Linked DNA regions of Homo sapiens: region 1 is linked to region 2. Evidence: chromatin loops called from intact Hi-C (ENCODE). Cell type or tissue: PC-3. All regions are shown on one strand. Each heading gives the region's core, and the rest is flanking DNA. Links, peaks and the distances in the headings are about the cores only.

Region 1 (10,718 bases), core at 1,918-6,917, 590 kb after region 2:
ATTGTTTCTCTATGGGTAATGTGCCATGTTTTTTCCTGGTTGCTTTTGTGTGTGCGTGTGTGTGTGTGTGTGTTTGTGTCTGGCTCTGTTGCCCAGACTCAGTGCAAGCTCCACCTTCTGGGTTCACGCCATTCTTCTGCCTCAGCCTCCCGAGTAGCTGGGACTACAGGTGCCCGCCACCAAGCCCAGCTAGTTTTTTTGTATTTTTAGTAGAAACGGGGTTTCACCATGTTAGCCAGGGTGGTCTCGATCTCCTGACCTCGTGATCCGCCCGCGTCAGCCTCCCAAAGTGCTGGGATTATAAGCGTGAGCCACCGCGCCCGGCCTCCTGGTTGCTTTCAAGAGTTTATCTGTCTTTAATTTTCAGCAGTTTTGTTATTATGACTCTGGGGCTAGAGTTCTTCAGACTTATTTTGTTTGCAGTTCACTTAGCTTCTTAAATTTTTAGGTTTATGTCTTTCATTGTATTTGAGAAGTTTTCAGCCATTATTTTTTCAAATTTTTTTTTCAGCACTATGTTTATTCCCCTCCTCTTCTATAACTCCAATTACATGTATATTATAGCTTTTGTGTACTATCATAGGTCCCTAAGACTTTGTTCTTTCTTTCCTCAAACATTTTTCTTTCTGCTGTTCAGACCGGATAATTTATATTGTTCTATATTCAAGTTTGCTCTTTCTTCTATAATCTCTATTCTACTTTTGAGTCTATTCAGTGAGCTGTTGGGTTTTCTCTTAAATTTTAGATACTATATTTTACAGTTCTAAAATTTTCATTTGGTTCTTCTTTATGTTATTTCTTGCCTGATACTTTCTATTTTAATATTTGTTTCAAGAGTGCCCACAATTACTCATTTGATAATTTTTGTAATAGCTGCTTTAAATTCTTTGTCAGATAATTCCGAGCAGGGGAAGCAAAAAAGTTTTAATTTAGAATGGAGTTTAGAAGGTTGACTCTTACACGATATTGACATTTTAACTGATGGATAAAATTATTCTGATTTTTTTAAGTGACTAGAGAATACTGTTTTTATCTGAGAATGACCAATATTAGACCTGTCTTAGATTTCATTTGGAGGCAGAGGAATGAATAGTGTTTTCTTACTGTACCCTATAGGTTTCTGATAATTTTACACATCAATTACATATATGTGATTTATCACTTATCTTTCTCCCTGACATACTTTATTCTTCCTCAACGTAAAATCAAATGCTGATTTAATTTTTGTTGAAGTTTTACAGTAACATTTTCAAAGAATGTGTATGGGTTGTTTACTTACTAGGTCCTTGTAGATCTCAGAATGTCACATCTTCACCCCAATTCATAAACAAAGCCTGAGAACAGGATTCTAGAATCACAGCTCTTTTCACTCAAAAGTCCATAATATCACTTCATTGTCTTCTATTTTACTGTATTGCAGATAAAAAGATCGATAGTGTTGTCAATATTTTCTTTGTAACTTGTTTTCTCTGTCTGGAAGCTTAATAAGAAGTACTACTGATCGTACAGGTCTGTTAAGCACCCTAGAATGTGGCCAGAAGTATTTCTTTTTTCTTTAAACACCTCCAGCACTTACATGGTCTTTATCATCTAAAAACTCAAGTCTTCATCCAGCTCACAGGGATTTTTTAATATTAATTCTTTGATTTTTGTTATTCCTCTTTTTCTTTCTCTCCTTCTGAAAGTCTTACTAATTGAAATGGTTTATTTCATGAGTGTATACTACCCTGTCATTTTTCATTTCTAATTTTCACTTATTTTTTCTTCTGTTTACTGCTATGATTCCTTACACTAACATTTTGGGTCATTGCTGACAATATTCAGCAGTGTCTATCCTGTTTTTCACAATCTTCATTTTTAAATGTTACATTTCTTGCTTCAAATTTACAGTCTTTTGTGTTTTAAGGTTTTTTAATATGATTTCTGCTACTAAATTCAAAATCCAGCTTGAGGAAAGTCATCTGTCCTAATCATTTAGAGGGATGGCTCTCTTTCAGCCTGCTCACACCTGTTAAAAGTAAGTATTCCATCAACACTGAAGAAAGATAAAATAAGCTAGCCTCGGAAGAAAATGAGTATTTTACTGAATGAAATGCAATTGAAAGAAGCAATAATGGAGGAGAAAAACAAGATAGACTGAGAGAGAAAGCCAGATCATTAAAACAGAAGGAAAACAGGGATACAATTTTGTGGATGAAAAGCTAGACAGTGATTCAGGGCATGCCGCAAGCAGCTCTGTGGTCAATTGCTTTGTATCCATCAAAAGACAAGTGAAGAGCAGAAAGCAGAGGTAGAATTTAATGAAAAGCTGAAGAGGCAGAAACTGGTGAAAGAGAAGATGTTCTCAGAATTCCGAGCAGAAGACTAATCAGCCAAGGAAACATGAGAAACTCAAGAGCTTCAGGAAGAGCTGGAGGAGAACACGCAACTGGGTCAGAATGCCCAGGTCACCAGCATCCAGGTGCAAAAGCAGGTAGTGCAACAGCTAGAGGAAGAGGAGGCGCACCTTATGGAAATAGAAAATGCACAGATTAAACTTGAGAATGAACAGGATAAGCTGTAAAAAGAGGAGACAAAGCAGAAAATTGAAACCGTCTTGCAAAAAGTCTTCCAAGAGAAGGTGGAACGTATTTGACAGAAATACAGAAAAGAGCAGGACTTGAACATGAATTTTGTGGAAGGGCCCTTCAAGACTTACAGGAAGAAGCTGATTAAAAAAGAACAAAGGTGAGACAGGAGAAGGAAACAGAAGAAATCATTAGACAAAATAGTAGAGGCAGAGAAGGAAAAAAAAAGTTGGCCAAGGACAGGAAGGTAAGATTCGAAAAGGAGGCAAGGAAACAACTTGTGAATGAGGTTATGTGTACAGGAAAAGTTCAAGTTCAAGAAACATTGCAAAGAAAAGCAAAATAATAGAAAAGATATGCTATGGAACAGGATTGCATAAATGAAGGTTTTAAAGAACTTAAGGATGAAGAGGAGAATTTTGGAGATGCAGTGGTTTAGCTTAGGAGTATAAGAGACAACTGCAAACGCAAATATTCCACCAGCAGCAGGCCCGGGAAGCAGAGAAGAAAGAGGAACACTGAGTGTTTGAAGCAGGGATAACAGCAAACAGGATTTGCCAGGACAAAATTCAGGAGATACCAAGCACCTATCAAGTGCTATCCAGAAATACTCATTTTATGTGGGAAGTATGCCCTAATAGGCTTCCAGCATAGTTTCTTGAACATTAATATATTTTTCCTCATCCTGGTGTGGTCCCACAGGCTGTCTGGTACTATTATTATTAGGAGGGAGATACCTTAGAATTGGCAGGCCTATCTCCCAGGCAATTGTAAATTGTCAGACAAAGAAGATATGTTTCATTTTGTTGATGACAACAAGCCAACCAGCTGCAATCCTGGAATTAATGGATGGGGAGAGGAGTCACAAGATTCTCGGGCTCCTCCCAGATCTTGAGATAAAAGAAAGGTTCACCTCAGCATGTCACAACTCTTTAGACTATGGAAGACCCTCCTAGGGTCACTGAGGTGCTGGCCTGGGCAGCTGGTTGACCTTCTCAAGCATCTGGAGTATCCTTGGATTTTCCACCAGGCTCCCCCAGATGTACTGGTCTCTTGTCAGGTCTAGGATGTTTCAGCTCCCCTATCCCAGAGCCTTATAAGGAAAATCATTTCGCTGCTCCTAGACTGTCTCAGGAGCACTTGGAGCTTTGGTTTGCAGATAGGATCTCCTCTCTTTTCTGACTCTATGATTGGCAAACAACTCCTTTCCTCTTTTCTGCCCCAAGCATATGCAAACTGACACATCTGCCCAGTGATGACCTTAGGAGAAGAAAGGAGTCAAGCACCTATACTTAGGTTTGAAAACTATTTATTAGATTTTTGATTTTATAAAGTTTTACTTCTTTCTCATTACATTATAAGCTCTTTGAGACTAGGCACTTTATCTTTTAATTCTCTCTTATCCACTTTTATCATGCTAGTCAGTTAAAATTTGAAATTCAATAAATATCTTCTGCTCCCAAAATTCACATTAGAACACTTTTACAAACAATTCCAAGTGATACCGCTAGATGGAGGACTTGATATAGTTCCTCCGCCTAAGAAAAGCAAAGCAAAACTCTTATGAGGTGACTCTGAGATTTCCAGATCTGAATTTTTATTGCATGTTAAATTTAGTAAGGATCCCCTCATTTGAAAGAGGTAGGTAAAATTCTCACTTAGGCCTTAAGAAATTGTTCTATGAGTGAAGGAGAGAACGAGTAACTTCCCAGCCCACACCTCACAGCATTAGCAAAGTAAAATGTTTATTTCAGAAAGTGAGAATAGATATCAGGAAGGGGTGGCGGGGTGGGGAGAAGACACTATGCTTAAAAAAAATAGGTTCTTCCTCCAAGAGTTTATCATCTGGGGTTTTTATTTAAAGTTTTTCTCAGATGCTATTTTGCTATTTGTTAAATGCCATTAAAAGAGAGAGAGAGAGACAGTAAGAGGGAGAGAGAGACAAAAGTCAGTCCCTATTCTGCCTCCAGGAAGTGCTGGGAAACTTGCAATGCTTCATTGACCTTGGCTGTCCACCTTATTCCACTGAAATAGCCAGGTGATTTTCTCTAAGTGTAAATGCCTGGAACTCTTTTGTGGATGCTAATAGGTAAGAGGAAACTGCTCACTGTGACCACTTTTCAAGGGTCAAAAGTCAACGTTCACATTAGCTTTGTTAAAATACAGTCTGGTGACTTGCTCAATCCAGTATGATGTTGGTTCGTCTTTAGTACTACCCTCGGAGGAAGGTGGAAGAATTAAAAAGAATCCAAGAGGAATTCTTTTTAATCAGTTTTTAAAATTGCCTTCATTCGACACTGAACAGAAACTCAGAGAACTTCAATACATGCTTCATTTTGGAGCAAAAAGATATAGTGACTCAGATTAAATGAAAGTATGTCTTAGATTATCTAACCAAGTAAACAGTATTTGGTTTTGTAAATAAAGCAGTTTGTGAGAGACATACTGACCTATAAGTAGGAGTGATATCCCTTGGTGCAGTTCTCCTGGTTAACCAGGTTTTACAAGCACAGGTTGGCCATGCTTCTTTCTGCAGTTGTCTGCAACCTGGACTTGCCCAAAGCATGGAATCGTATTCACTGGTAAAGACACTAGTTAGGTAGCCACAAGAATATAGTCAGTTTAAATGAGCATTTTTGGCTGGCTGGGCTAGGATGGGACACTGATGCTTCCAGAATTCCCACTATGAGATTGCTTATTGTTGTGCCTTTTCTTGGAAAGAAGAGGCAGGACTGGTGGTTTGTCTGAGACCCTTAGACTACAGGAGGAGTGCTAGAACCTGCCAGAACTGGGTTTCATTCACTCATCCCAAAGAAGATTTTTGGAACAGAATCAGAAGCAGCTAGACCTACTCAACAGAGACTTAGAAAGACCAGAGCTTTTAAAGCTCAGGCAGCAAAGTATGGTAGAGAATTTGGGAGAAGGCTGTTCACTATGTCCCCAAATCAGCAATAATATATGCTGATTACCTGATTGAAACTTTTGGAGATGTCTGGAGACAGAAAGGCATGAGTGTCTTCCTGGGTGATTGGCAGTGACGGTGGTTCCTTTTTCTCAGTCAGCTTTGTGGACAGCTGCTGTGCACAAGCAAGTGAGGAAAATAGAGGAGACGCCACGCCATGTCCAGAAAATGGCCTACTTATGCTCCCTGCATACGTTTTGCCAATTCCTGACAATGGTCACCTTTCTTTCTTGAGTTAATAGGCAAAATAATACATTATTTGTTGAGAACATTCCTTGCGCCAGTCACTTGACATAGATTATTTTTATTTAACTTCACAGTAATCCTATGAAATGCTAATATTACTCCATTTTACAGGTGAGAAAACAGTCCCAGGGAAGGTAAGTACCCAAGGTCCCACAGCTAATAAAAAGTAGCACTAGGATTTAAGCCCAAGCAGTTTGACTCAAAAACTTATGACTGTATCCACTATAATTGACTAATTCCCAAAGTAAAATCCCTCATTTATATCAATGGGTGTTGGATGGAAATGTTATTCTAACCATATCAGATAGTCAAAACAAATAAACAAACAAAAACAAACAAAAAACCACATGTTACAGAAGCAAAGGTATAAGTAGCACAGAGGACAAGATGATTAACTCTGTTCAAGGTAATTTAGGTACCTCGTCAAGGACATACCTGCAAGAAAATGAATGAGATGTGTGTCAGACACATAGGACTAGAGAAGAGGGTCCAGGCAGAAGGAGCAGCGTGTGCAAAGGCCAGCAGCACTGAATAGCATGAAGTGTTTGTGTAACTGGCAGCAGAATGGTTTAGTTGGAATGTAAGCCATAGGCAAGGAAATAAAGCTGGCCAATTAGGCAAGATTTAGATCTGATCACATGGGGCTTCAGTGTGATGTATTCTCAGAGGTTTGGAGGTTTTATCCTATGGATGACACCAACTAACTGAAAGATTCTAGGCTTGTGATGTGTGAGTGCTGGTGGTGGTGGCATAGGTTGCTGTAGCAAGGCTAAGAAACTGAAAACAGAAATCCACTATATTATTTTCCACAAGAGAGTCACTCCCCTTAATTTTAACATAAAGCAGTTAGGGCCATCTCAGAGGAACTCATGCAGGCAGAGGGCATTAAGTGAAAAGAGCAAGTTACCTGTAACAGCCCACACATTTCCCTCCGAGGTACTAAACATAGAAGAGAATGTTTTCTACTTAATTTGCTATTGCTACATTCCTTCCTCTACCTTATTTCAAGTAATTTAGAGCATCTCAGTTGTCTCCTTTTTCAAGCTACTTGTCTGTGGTGCAATCAAAACACATTTCTCAGTATTTATCTGCACAATTCATGGTTTCAATCAAGTGTTGACTTCTTTGATACAAGTAAGTTGATAACCTTGGAAACCTTTGCACTGATTGTAAATAGGGAGCTGAAGTCTCTTTACCACTAACAGGTCAGTACTGTTTGTTTCACACTAATAAATGTACATGTACATATAGATATATATGTGTATCTATATATACATGCATACATATATATAGATATGTATGTATATATACAGGTATATATACATACACAGACATATATACACATATATATTGACTTAATTTTTAAACTTTACTCCTACAAATTTAAGGGAAATACTGTTAATGTTTTAAATTTTATCCTGTGCATTAGCAATACCTGATCGACAGAGTTGTTTTAAGGCTTAAATAATAATAACATATAATGTACTTAACACAGCCTAACCAAAGCAGACACTTGCTCATAACTCCACCCTCCTCACTTCTAGCAGATTAGAAATGGACATCATAAATTTCATACTATATTTGACTGGACAGTATCAGGCAAAAAATAGAAGTCTACTTCAAACTATCTTAAATAAAAAAGGAACTTTTTTGGCTTTTGTAAAAGGAAGTTCAGAAATGGCTAAAGCCAGGTCCTGGATTGGATTAAATATATCAAATCTTTCATTCTCCTCCCTCCTCTTCTTTCTTTTCTTCCTTCCTTCCTCTTCCTTCCTCAGTACTGGCTAGATACTCAGGAAGCTTATCCTCAAGAGTGGCTAGGATGGCTGCCAGCAGCTCTAGACTTAAACTTCACCAGCTAAGCAATTTCAAAATAGAAAACATTTCTTTCCAATAGCTTCATCAAGAATATCCCAAAAGGCTGGCATAACCTAAAAGAAATAGAAATCCTGAAAATCATTAGAAAATTATAATCACAATGGGTACATTATGCCTAGAATACTGCATGGAATTCTGGTAAATTCAAATCAGGAAAAAGAAAGCTGACAAATATTCAACTAAAGGCAATTACTCTGACCCAGAGTATAAAGAAGTTTCCATATTGGGCCATGAAATAAAGATTTGACTCAAACCCAGAAAAATAAGGGCCTGAAGCTTGCACATAACAAGCCTGGGCATAGGAGAATAAATAAGGAAAAAAAAAAAAAAGGCATCTTAGCCTCTTGGGAATATGACCTGGCAAATTGGTAGTGTGTTTGTAAGAAGAAAATGTGTTCTTATTGTTCATCTCCCACTTATGAGTGAGAAAATGTGGTGTTTTGTTTTCTACACATACCGGGGCCTGTCGGGGAGTGGGGGGCAAAGGGAGGGAGAGCATTAGGACAAATACCTAATACATGTGGGCTTAAAACCTAGATGACAGATTGATAGGTGCAGCAAACCACCACAGCACATGCATATCTACGTAACAAGCCTGCACATTCTGCACATGTATCCCAGAACTTAAAGTAAAACAAAAAATAAAAAAAGAATATTCAGTCAAATTTGTCTATCTGCACAAAAAAATAAAAATAAAAATAAGTACATTTTTTAAAAAAGAAAATGTGTGCCTTCCTCCAGACAGACATAGCCGTGTTCCAGAGAGAGGGCTCAGCCAGGAGACTTGGGATGGACTTCAGCCTTTCATTGCGCCCTTGTTCAGCCACCTTTGGAGAGGCACTACCTACATAAACATAGCCAGCTGCTCTGGCTAAGAGAACATACAACACATCATCCGGTACTTGCTTTATGAATTAGTGAGTTTAAATACAAACCAATTTTCATTGCCAAACCCTTGATTATTAGAACTAGGTGAGCATACATTGTTATAAATATATGTAAGTTTCTGGCAAATTTTTACTTTCCACAACAGATGGGAGTAAACTTGCAGAATATATTTTCTTGATATGGTACATGCTAACATATTAAATAGTTTGAAAAGAATTAAGATTAATAAACTCAAGCAGCTACAGGGGTATGTATCTAGTTTGACATAAAATGGGTTATTATGTTTTTGCATATGAACATAACTTCATAAACTCACCAAAAGTTGAGTGGGAGTCCAATGTAACTCACCTGTGATGACAGATGACATCACAGTGATCAGATCCTTCTATACATTTTTTGGTATTGTCATCAGGACCATTGCTTTGACCCATTGTATCCAAAGTGAGTTATTTATACCCCTGTAAGTACCTAGAGGATTACTGGTGGTACACAGAAGGGGTGGAGGTAGTCTATGACTTGCAGGCACTTGGGCCAGGTGAAAGGAAGAAAAGAGGAGGAAGAAGACGGGGAGAGCAATGGTGATGGTCCATTTTCCTCTTGTTAACCACACTCACATATACAACTATGTGTTGGACTCTCCCACCTAAAATACTACTAAAGGGTTTCCAAGACACAGCTGGAACAATAGGGGTAGGTATCTCCAGAAATGAGGCACTCTTCAAGCAGCCGTCAGCCACATCACCTGAGGAAAGTCCATCCCAAGACAGGGCCCCATTGAAAGGATTCAGCTGTACATCCCTTAGACAGTTTAAAACAGGAATATGGTTCCTAATTCTGACTCAGCTGCCACCAACACATGGAAATCAGAGGTTACAAGCACAGACTTGGATTCAAGTCTGCATTTTGGATTTTTTGTTTGTTTGTTTTTGTTTTTTTGTTTTTTTTTTTTTTTTTTGGTCTCACTCTGTCACCCAGGCTGGAGTACAGTGGCACGATCTCAGCTTACTGCAACCTCTGCCACCCAGGTTCAAGTGATTCTCCTGCCTCAGCCTCCTGAGTAGCTGGGATTACAGGCACCTACCACTGCACTTGGCTAATTTTTGTATTTTTTTTTTTTTTAGTAGAAACGGGGTTTCACCATATTGGCCAGGCTGGTCTTGAACTCCTGACCTCGTGATCCACCCGCCTCGGCCTCCCAAAGTGCTGGGATTACAGGCGTGAGCCACTGTGCCTGGCCCAAGTCTGCATTCTTTTACCTTCTAGTTATCTGCCCTTATTCTTTGTTGTAAATGGGAGATAGTAAGAGTACCTACCTTTATATGGATGCTGTGGGAAATAATTTAATAAAGTTGATAAAGCATGAAGCACAGTAGCTAGCACTCAGTAAATACCTAATAAACAGTAGCTGTTAATATTATTGTACAGTAAATCTAGGGTCCTTGGAAGGAGTTCTCTAACTTCATTTAACGAATATTCAACCAGCAAATATTGAAAACCTTGCTAGAGCTGAACAACTAAATTATGTTAGCATTTCAGAAACCTGCTGACAATATCCTGAACATCATAAAAAGACACATTAATGACTTCATAAAATGTCTTCAAAAGTATTTTTCTCAACTGGATGACAACAGTGAAGCAGAAAGAAAACTTGTTCTAATCAGTCGTGGGGCCCTACTGAGGAACTTGACAGCTTCAGAAGAACCCATTCTAGAAGTCATGTCAGACAGGTTTTTTTTTAATCCAAAACTTTTACAAATGTATGCAAATTAGAAATTGATTTTCAGCACACAATTCTATTAAAGACAACTGCGATAGTAGTCAGGTAAGCTGATCTATGCTGCTGTAAGAAATAACCAGAAAATATCAGTACATAAAACAATAAAGACTTATTTCTTGCAACATGTCCATTGCAAGTTGCCACCATCTCTGTATTCAGGAACACGGGCTGATAAAGCAATCACCATTTCCAGTGTTGCAGTTAGTGCAAGTTAATATCAGCATGTGAAATCAGAATCTTCTCCAGTCTTCATCTTCAGCTAAGGAAGACTGAGCCAAAAATCTCTTTCTTAATGAGTGATAATGCACAGTTTCAGTCTACTGATGAAGATATATGATTTTATAAATAGATGAGTTGAATTATTGTTTATATTTCATTGTCTATTATGTATTTATGTGTT
Region 2 (10,718 bases), core at 2,949-7,948:
CAGTGGCTAGTTTCCTGCATTGGGTTTCACAGGCATTGTGTGTGCTAAAGGAATTTATTTTTGTTTGCTCGTGTAATTCACGCTGCGATCCAGTAGATGATGCTTAAGAGGCTTTTACCCACCTATGTGCCTCTTTTGCATGTCAGTGCATTCACAGCAGTTCTCTGGGGAAGGGGGAGAGAGCGATGACCTCCTTACTAAATCTGTTCCCTGGCCTTAGGGGTGGGGGGGTGGTCCCTCCAATCACTGGTGTTACATTTGTTTTTTCTCAACCCCAAGGGGTGCTGTGGTAGGCTGCATTTCCCCCTCCCTTAGGAGTGGCCTGAGCTGAAGATTAGGTCACCAGGAGACCCACACTTCCCCAGAGATCCACTGGTTCACTGAGCTTGTCAGAGTCAGAGGAGGTTGTGGGGAATGTCTGTGGGTGGTCTGGTGATGCAGTGCGTCAAGGGCAGAGGACCCTTAGGCAGGCATTGGTGTCATGGATGCGCATCTGGTATAATGACCGTGACCCAGGTTTTTTTTTGCCCAGCGAATGGCTGTAGCGGCTGCCCAGGTCACGCTCCCCTGACTGGGTTTCCCTTTGATTTCTGCCCCAGGAGTAGCCCTGAGGAGCTAGATTTGTCCCAAGCCTTCTGAACCTAGATTGCCCTACTATTCCAGGAGTTCCAGGCTTTGGGACTCCCTGAGGCAAAAGCTGTGGTATGTCAACAGGCTACAGGCTTCCTGGACTGGTCTTGCAGAGGGAGGGACACCTAGCTCCTGCACTGGCACTGGAACCAGCACCTTACTCTTCTCTGTTCTGAGAGTGGAGGCTCCTTTCCTGCTTGAACTCAGGCCACAGATCTCAGCTCAATGCCCCTGGATGGTGTGCTTGAACCTTAGGGGCATTGAGACCTGCGGCTTTGTCCTCTGGCCTCCTACTGCGGGGAAGGCAGCCAACTGCTCTTAGGCCACTGGTAAAACACTGGTGGGGCAGTGGAGGCTGTGCAGGAGTGGCCAGGTAGGCAGCCTTGGGAGGGGCTGGCAGACAAGGAGGTGCATGGATCAGGTGTGCCCCAGTTCCACAGGAAAGGCAGCCCTGCTATCTCCCAGACTGGCAGTCAGCAGGGGCTAGAGTTATTCAGAGCAAGGTGGAGAGCCCTGGGGTATGGGTGCCTGTGGATGTGTTTGGGGCAGCTGCCCCACAGGAAAAACCTTTGGGGCTCTGTGTAGGTTCAAGTCTCTGGGTAGTTCTCCCTGCCAGTTCAAATGTCTATGGGGATCACGGAATCTCTTGCAGCAAGGATCCCAGAGGTCTGCAGTGGGATATGTGGTGCCCCAGAGTTCCTTCACTCACCGGCCCCTTAGGACATGTTCAGGATTGGGAGCCAGTCTCGGCACTCAGCAACTTCGCGCAGGCTTCCCACCTTCCTCCCTCTTCAACCCCAGTGCCTGTGTCACCTCTCTTTGAGATTGGTTAAAAGTGGAATAGTTTACTTGATATTTTTGTGTCTATCAGGGGAGAGGTGTTTCCTGGCTGTGTCTAGTTGGCCATCTTGTAGGAGATCCCATCCTATAAAGATAATATTCTTTGAGAACTGTTACTTCTAAGTTTCCTGTAAGTCTCATGCTGTGGCCAGTTTCTGAGAGTAGGACTAACTTGGAGAAATTGATTTCTCCACATTGATTATTTTATGATAACCTATAGAAAGGACTAGAATTAAATTAGAATTTATTATAAGTGTTAGTGATTATGTTGCAAAATAGTAGGATGACCACAGCAAAACAATTTTGAATTTCAAACTGAATTCCATTTTCTGTCGATTACGCTCAAGGTAGCAAAAATAATCAGCAAAATGGACCACTTTGCATTCAATAAATATTGATTCATTCCCTTCTGTCTGAAGTTGTATATATTATTTTTACCCAAAACTCCCCAGCTCAGATCTATTTTTCTTTCACTCTAACCCATAAAGGAAAAAATAATAAAAATTTTCCTAAAGAACTGTGTTTATAGCTATGGCAGGTGATTTTCTTTTTCTTGACTCAAGGTATCTGTCTTTAAAAATCAAATCTGAATGTGTGGGTCTAAGTTTGGATTGTGCAAGTATTTTTTATTGGTCCAGTAAGACTCTGGGAAGTCTAACTTTAGATAGGTAGATACATTTTTAAAAATTTCTTCTGTTATGTGTAGTTTCAATATTAAGAGAATTTAAAACTTACGAATTCTACTTTCTAAGACATATTAAACATATATGAGAGTTAGAGGATGAGATATTTTAATCAAATTTTTTAATATGCTTAGAATTTAAATATTATTGACTTTTTAAGGAATTAAAATTTTTACACAGAAACACACTCAGAACACTACCAATCTACTAAACATGAGATAATCCATTTTAATTGTTCAGAAAATGCTTTAACCTTCTACCAGACCTTCTGATATCGCCAAGGATGTTATTTGTCATTGTACTGTAAATATGGAAAAAACACCAATTACAGATTTCCAGCTGAAAGAATTCAATATTGTATTAGTCCATTCACACTGCTATAACAAAATACCAAACAGAGGGTGGCTTATAAGCAACAGAAATGTAGTTCTCATAGTTCTGGAGACAGAAAAGTCTGAAATCAAGACCAAATGGCTTCTGAGGGCACACTTTCTGTTTCATAGATGGCTATCTTGTCACTGTGTTGTTATACGGCAGAAGGGATTTGTGAATTCTCTGGGGTGTCTTTTATAAGAGCATTAATCCAATTTATGTGAGTTCTACTCTCATGACCTGTCACCTCCCAGAGGCACTAACCCCAAATACCATCATGTTGGAGATTAGGTTTCAACATATTCATTTTCAGGGGTCACAAACATTCAGTGTATAGCACAGATTAGCTCTGATTGTACTTTTATACACCACATAAAAAACAAATACATATATTTGTATAAACAGACGAGGAAAAGCAAATGAAGTTTGCATCTGGTTTCATCATCTCAAAAGAAATCTTACAAACTGGTGTTAAATAATTTAACACATAATCAATCCATCAAACAATAAGGGTAATTACTTAAATAGTTGTTGTCATAGAGGGCTTATCATCTCCATAAAATTAGGATTTCTTAAACCGTTGAATCCCTAATATGTTAATGTCCTTATTTCTAATCATCTAGTGATATTTATTCCTGACTTTTGCTTTAGTAGCTTTTTATAATAACACTCCTGAGCATAATTCATTTAACAACAAAAAAGGTATTTGATTCAAATTTTTAAACAACCTACTATAACATCTTTTTCCTAAAAGATGAATGCAAAAGGAGTGTGGTGGACAAAGTGGAAAATCAAATGAAAAAGTAGCAGCTATTCATTTATCCTGTGAGAGCTATGATCTCTTCAGTGCTTTAGGCAAGTAAAACTTTTATCTTCTCTCTTACAATGTTACAAAATGCATGCTACCACTAGCATCAATTTTTGTTTTTTTAAAAAATGTATGAACACATTTATTTTTAAAATTGCTTTTAGCCTGATGCTCTCAATGTTTGGTATCAGTTCAATTTTCATTTTTTCCCCAAAATTGAAAGTAATATTTTTTAAGCAGCATGAAGGTAAAAATAGGCATTTTAATTAAATTATCAGAATGTTGCTTTTGCTTCCTTATGACTGGCCTGGCCATGTAAACTAAGTAAGCCTTGTTGTAACAGAAAGCAGAACTAATTTTGCTATCTCGGAAATTAAGTTAGAATTATTTTCAGTTAAAGCAAAAAGACCTGTACCTTTTCCCGAAAGTGTTAACTTTGCTGTCTTCCTGTGCCATTACAACTCTCTCGGCTGGACGCGGTGGCTCACACCTGTAATCCCAGCACTTTGGGAGGCCGAGGTGGGCGGATCTCCTGAGGTCAGGAGTTTGAGACCAGCCTGGCCAACATGGAGAAACCCCGTCTCTACTAAAAATACAAAAATTAGCCGGGTGTGGTCACACATACCTGTAATCCCAGTACTCGGGAGGCTGAGGCAGGAGAATGGTTTGAACCCAGGAGGCAGAAGTTGCAGTGAGCCGAGATGCTGCCATTGAACTCCAGCCTGGGCAACAGAGCAAGACTGCATCTAAAAAAATTTAAAAAATAAAAAAAAAAAACACTCTCACAAATGAAAAATATTTATGAAGCATGTCTACCTATTGAGAGATTGTTAACAAAAGTCTTGGTCAAATAGTTGTGCAACTTATTTTAATGAAAACTCCATATTCTATTAATGCTGAAGTAATGGAAAGTAATACTCAATTGGACACTTCTTGATGAATTAAGAAGAATGCTTGTCTTACCTTAGCATCATTGTTTACAGTAACAAATGTGGATCCATGGCCTTCTGTCTCTGAGCTCCTTCTATGCAATGATTTCCAGTACTTGGTTTTCCTTTCTACTCACTGCCTTCCTCTCCTGCCTGTGCTGGTGGTTTATTTTACTTGACAGAGCTTTGCATTGGCTACTGCTCTCAAATTCTGGTTTCTCTTGTTCTCCAGTTTTTGCCTATAACGAGAGTCACATCCTAAAGCCCAGCACCACAGCCATGCATTTCACCACTCTGCCTTGTTTCTATTTTCTTCCTCAAAAATATCGTTCTTGTAGCTAAATCCTGAACACCAGGGACAGTCTTTCCACAATATTCTGCCCCTCAAGACTTGAATCTTCTATCTTGGTGCCTTGTTTACCTGATTGGAAACCTTGGTGTCAAATATTGCTTGAATTGTGGCTAGAACTCTGTGGTAAACAAGGAGATGCCCCATCCAGATCCCTTTCAAAGAAGGACTTGCTTTGGCAGCCATCTCCAGCTGTCACTTCCTGCAAGGTCTGCCTCAAATGAACAGAGCTGCTTCATGTGAGGTCATGCCATTCTTGGATCAGTCTTCATGCAGGGAGGTAGTGATAAAATGATCTGACCATTTTGTCTCAAAACAGGACAACTCTGATAAGCAATATTTTCTCCGAGGCTTTCCGCTTGGTAGGCTGAAGATTTGTCAGGTCTGTATCATGCAGTTAGCTTCTCCCTCTGCTCAATCCTCTTCCTTCTCTTTCTTCTTACTGATGCTGAGCCCCAATAAACATATGGTACCTCAAACATCTCAGCATCTGCTACCATAGTGCTTGACCAGCAACAACCTCCTGTGTTCTACAAGATACCCATCCTCTTCAGTGTTCCTCTCCCCACCTCTAGTGAATTGCCACATGCTTACCATTAAGCCTCATTCAGTCTTAATATCTGACAGCAACTGTCCCTAAGACTCTAAGACTTTTTTGGTTTTTAATTTTATTTTACTTATTTATAATTTTTGAGACAGAGTCTCACTCCCAAGCTGAAGTGCAGTGGCGCAATCTTGGTCACTGCAACCTCCGCCTCCAGGGCTCAAGCGATTCCTGTGCCTCAGCCTCCTGAGTAGCTGGGATTACAGATGCACGCCACCACGCCCGGCTAATTGTTTGTATTTTAGCAGAGACGGGGTTTCACCACGTTGCCCAGGGTGATATCGAACTCCTGAGCTCAGGCGATCTGCTCGCCTTGGCCTCTCAAAGTGCTAGGATTACAGGCGTGAGCCACCTCACCAGGCCAAGGCTTTTATTACTGAGTTAGGAAGAAAATGTAAACATACCAGAAGGCTGTGGAAGTGTTAAAGCCAGTGAATCACTTTCCTGGGCAGAGTTACTCCTGTTGTATGAATGAACGCTATGCCACAGGCTCCTATGTGATGGCAACAGAGGGCCTGGATCTTTTATGACATGGACTCTCCTATAAAATGGGCACTGAAACTAAAGCAAACAATGGAAGAAGGATTGGTACCATATAGAGACATTTTTAAAGAAATAACAAGACAAAAAGCCAGACAGAAATTACAATGTAATTCCGTAAATTTACACTGAGTGAAGCTGTGTCTCCTGCCTCCCCTTTTACATCCTCCACCTCTTTTGCCTCTGCCACTCCTGTTAGCAAGACCGATCCCTCCTTTCCTCCTCCTTCTCAGCCTACTCATGTGAAGACAATGAGGATGAAGATCTTATGATGATCCACTTCTACTTAATAAATAGTAAATATAATTTTCTTCTTTTTTTGGGAAAGAACATAGTTCTTTTTATTGTAGATGGTCATTGAAAGTTCTTGAATTGGGGGAGGAGTGCAATCAGATCTGGTTATATGTGAAGGATGGATTGTAGGAGAAATAACTGGAGATAAGATGAGCAGCTAGATGATACTTTAAAGGTATAGGTGAGAGTCAATAAGGATATGAATTAAGCAGTAGAAGTGGAAGGGGCAAAGAAGGGATCAGGAACTTCTGGTTTGAGTTGACGTTTCTCCTACATCTCTTTAAAAATCACCCCAAAGCAGGCCAGGTGCGGTGGCTCATGCCTGTAATCCCAACACTTTGGGAGGCCGAGGCAGGTAGATCACGAGGTCAGGAGATCGAGACCATCCTGGCTAACACGGTGAAAACCCGTCGCTACTAAAAATACAAAAAAGTAGGTGGGCATGGTGGTGGGCACCTGTAGTCCCAACTACTCAGGAGGCTGAGGCAGGAGAATGGTGTGAACTAGGGAGGCGGAGCTTGCAGTGAACAGAGATTGTGCCACTGCACTCCAGCCTGGGCAGCAGAGCAAGACTCCATCTCAAAAAAAAAAAATCACCCCAAAGCAATAAGGAGAACTAGAACAGAATATACACTCCAACTCTGGTGAAACTAGGAAAACATATGCAACCACAAACCACAATATATACAGACAAAACTATACGAGATGTTGGGAATTGATTTAGCAGATCACAGAAAGCTTAAAAAGATGAAAGTTAAGTGTTTGTGGATAGTATACCAGTGAGAAGCAATTTTATGCATTCTGAAGTGCCACAGACAGACCAAAAAACTAGGGACACCAGGTGCTGTGGAAGGTTGTCTCAGTCAGTTTGGGCTGCTCTAACGAAGTTCCATGGACTGCTTGTCTTATAAACAACATAAATTTATTTCCCACAGTTCCAAAGCCTGGAAGTCTGAGATCAGGGTGCCAGCATGGTTGGGTTTTGGTGAGGGCATTCTTCCAGGTTGCAGACTGCCAACTTCTCCTGTATCCTCACATGGTGTGAAGGGAATGAGAAAACTCTCTAAGGTCCCCGTTATAAGGGCACTAATCCCAATCATTAGGGTTCAACACTCATGACTTAGTTACCTCTCAAAGTCCTCACCTGTTAATACCATCGACACTAGGGGTTAGAATTTCAACAAATAAATTTTGAGGGAACAGACACACACATTCAGTCTATAGCAAAGGTGGAAGTGTGGTATAGTTGAAAACAGAGGAATTGGGTGAAAGTCTGCAAAAAAGTCAGTTCGACCTCCAGGCCTCCACCCTGGACATCCAGGTAATTGTCCCTCTCTTACTTTGGCAGGAGAGGAGAGATTTATTCTATGAAGCAGCTGAACCAGACGGCTTCTGAATTCAGAGACACAAGGTATGGCAGAGAGCTTGGATGAAGTAACCAACTCAAAAGAGAGGGGTTACGTGAAAGGCTGCATCCTGAATGATAAGGCACTCAGCTCCCTTTCCCTACCCTAGCAAAGGCCATCTACTACACTTAAATCTCAATGGAAAAGACTGGTGCCTCCTCCTCTGGGGATCACAATGGCCAGGGAGAAAGAGGAAAGGGAATACAAGTGCATGCACACACACATGTATTTTCCCAAGGAAAACATCTATGGGTTGGATTTCAGCAGTATCAAGCCTCACTCAAACACAGAGGGTTTCAGTGTATCAGTCTTAGAAATGAATGCAAAGCGGAGTCTGGATTTTTTAGAAAGTTCTATCACAGAAGAAGCAGAGAGAAAAGAAAAGCTCGAAAAAAAAAAAAAAAACAAGCAAACAAAGAACAGAAGAAAATTTACCTTAAAGCAATAATTAATATCCCCAGAGAGTCAAGGATGCTATAGGAATAGAAGAAGAATTAGAAGAGAATAAGAAAAAGCTCTTATACATTCACAATATAGCAAAAATTAAAAATTTAAAAGAAGAATTGGAACATGAAGTTGATGAAGTCTCACTGAAAGTAAAACACAAAGATATGAATAAGGAGAGAAAAAATAAGGAAAATGGAGAATTCTAATATCAAACTAATAGAGGTTAATTTTCTTAATATTTTCTCTAGCTTTATTGTAAGAAGAAAGTATAAAATACATATAACATACAAAATATGTTTTACTTGACTGCTTATGTTATCCATAAGGCTACCTGTCAACAGTAGGGTATTAGTAGTTAGGTTTTTGGGGAGTTAAAAAGCTATACATGAATCTAGGAATATGCTTTGTAGAACATTTAAAATAATAGCTATCGTTTATGTTATATTACTGTTGTATAGCACCGGCCTAGGCATGCTGTCAAACAAAGTCTATAACATAATTATTTTACATATCAGCAGCACTAGCACACAATATGTAAAGACTATGAAGTGGACAATTCTACTATCGATGCTACAGTCTTGCTATAGCTCCTGAGTTTTAGAGTGTAATCTAGATATAAGAGAGTTTAGAAAGGAAATCCTAATTTTTGAGCTGAAAATCTTAATTTAAACCTGAAATGAGTAATGAGAAATCTCAGAAGTTACAGAATTTAACTCTAAGATTATAAAGAGAGCTTCTTTGAAAAAAGAATCAATAAGGTCTACTATTTGATAGCACAACAGGGTCACTATTGTCAATAATAAATTTATTATACATTTTAAAGTAACTAAAAGAGTATAATTGGGCTGGGCGCGGTGGCTCACGCCTGTAATCCCAGCACTTTGGGAGGCCGAGGCGGGCGGATCACGAGGTCAGGAGATCGAGACCATCCCGGCTAAAACGGTGAAACCCCGTCTCTACTAAAAATACAAAAAATTAGCCGGGCGTAGTGGCGGGCGCCTGTAGTCCCAGCTACTTGGGAGGCTGAGGCAGGAGAATGGCGTGAACCCGGGAGGCGGAGCTTGCAGTGAGCCGAGATCCCGCCACTGCACTCCAGCCTGGGCGACAGAGCGAGACTCCGTCTCAAAAAAAAAAAAAAAAGAGTATAATTGGATTGTTCGTAGAACAAAGGATAAATGCTTGAGGTGATGGATACCCCGTTTACCATGATTTGGTTATTATGCATTGTATGCCTGCATCAATGTATTTTGTGTAACCCGTAAATATATATACCTACTGTGTACCCCAAAAAATTAAAAATTAAAAAAAATAAAATTTGGAAAACCTTCTTTGCTCTTAGGCAGAATAGATTTATAAAATAGCAAAGAAAAACAAGGAAGTTCACTTATTATTTCTGAGTTTTATGCTCATCTGTTTGTAACTCATGACAAATAAACACTATAACTAGTGTTTGCATGAATAGTGCCAAAGCTGGGCCATTAAACAGAATGAAATCAGAATCTGTTGGGTTAAATGTGAGAATAGACAGTAGCACAGACACAAGGGTTCTTAAATCTGATAATGTAATTTGAAGAAAATAAAGATGGACTTGCCAGGCTTCAGGGCAAGTGCATGTCCAAGCTGGAGGGCTGAGCAAGTAGAGTGGTCCTAGTCAATTACATTTTGAGGCATCAGCTGACACTGCCACAGTTAGAACAGTAGCGGGCCAAAGCCAGCTATCCCATTCACATGTAAAGGGCCTATAATAGGGGCTTCCAAAGGGCAAATTAAAATCCATTCTAGTATAAACTCGACAACTCTACATAGCTCTGAGATGTCCAAAGTGAGGAGCAATTGGTGGTGATGAGTGTGCATGTAAGCTACACTGGCAATTTTCAGACCTAGGGAACAGCAAACCTCACCAAGGGCTTTTGGATTGAAGAATAACATAAATTGGTTTAATCTCTGCAGCCTTTGTTAAATACCGAATCAAATTAAACCAGTGAGAACTACGCCAGGCAGGAATTCCTGTTGAATCTTGTTTGGGTCAATCCATCATGGCTACTGAGACACGACAAGCAAAATTTGAATATCATGTCTGCAGTTGCATTCACTTGTTCAGGTGTCACATGGGAAAAGAGACCTGAAGACTTGGTTAGGAGCTGGTTTCAGAAAAACCAAATGGATCTATCAGTAGAATCCACATGTCCTGGCAGAAGGTTAGCAGTGTCTCAAGCCCCAACCTCATTCCTTAAATCTTTTTAAAAAATATATCGATACATAATAGTTGTACATACTTATAGGGTACATGTGGTATTTTGTTACATGCATAGAATGTGTAATGATCAATTCAGGATATTTAGGATATTTATCACCTCGAGCATTTATCATTTCTATGTGTTGGGAATATTTCAAGTCCTCTCCTCTGGTTAACTTAAAATATACAATACATTGTTGTTTACTATAGTTATCCTACTTTTCTACTGAACATTAGAACTTATTCCTTTTATCTAACTATGTTTGTATCCATTAACCAACCTCTTTTCATCCTCTCCTTTCACACACTCTTCACAGACTCTGATAACTATCATTCTACTTTCTACCTCCATGAGATTAACTTTTTAGCTCCCACATATGAGAGAGAACATGTATATTTGACTTTCTGTGCCTGTCTTATTTCACTTAACATAATGACCTTCAGTTCCATCTATGTTGGTGCAAAAGACAGGATTTCATTCTTTTTTAAGGCCGAATAGTATTCCATTGCTTATTTTTACTACATTTTTCTTATCTACTCATCTTTTGATGGACACCTAGGTTGATTCCAAATCTTTGCT

The links. A loop is a pair of places that touch in the nucleus more often than their neighbours do. Peaks named below come from ENCODE experiments on the same cell type or tissue, not always from the same donor. Only the 100,000 strongest peaks of a DNase experiment are listed, where the experiment ranks them.
Region 1: it touches region 2 in a loop (5-fold over the local background); 1 of 110 quality-filtered maps calls a loop at or near these places.

Annotation. Positions count from the first base shown.
Region 1 is chr5:39,563,977-39,574,694 of GRCh38, reverse strand. It overlaps the pseudogene CFAP53P1. Among named protein-coding and RNA genes, the nearest start is that of LINC02104, 49 kb to the right of the region's middle. In PC-3, for the core only: a CTCF peak has its summit at 4,066 (motif pointing right); a DNase peak (open chromatin) is centred at 4,094.
Region 2 is chr5:40,155,573-40,166,290 of GRCh38, reverse strand. No RefSeq gene overlaps it. Among named protein-coding and RNA genes, the nearest start is that of LINC00604, 79 kb to the left of the region's middle. In PC-3, for the core only: no CTCF peak of the experiment used is centred there; a DNase peak (open chromatin) is centred at 5,660.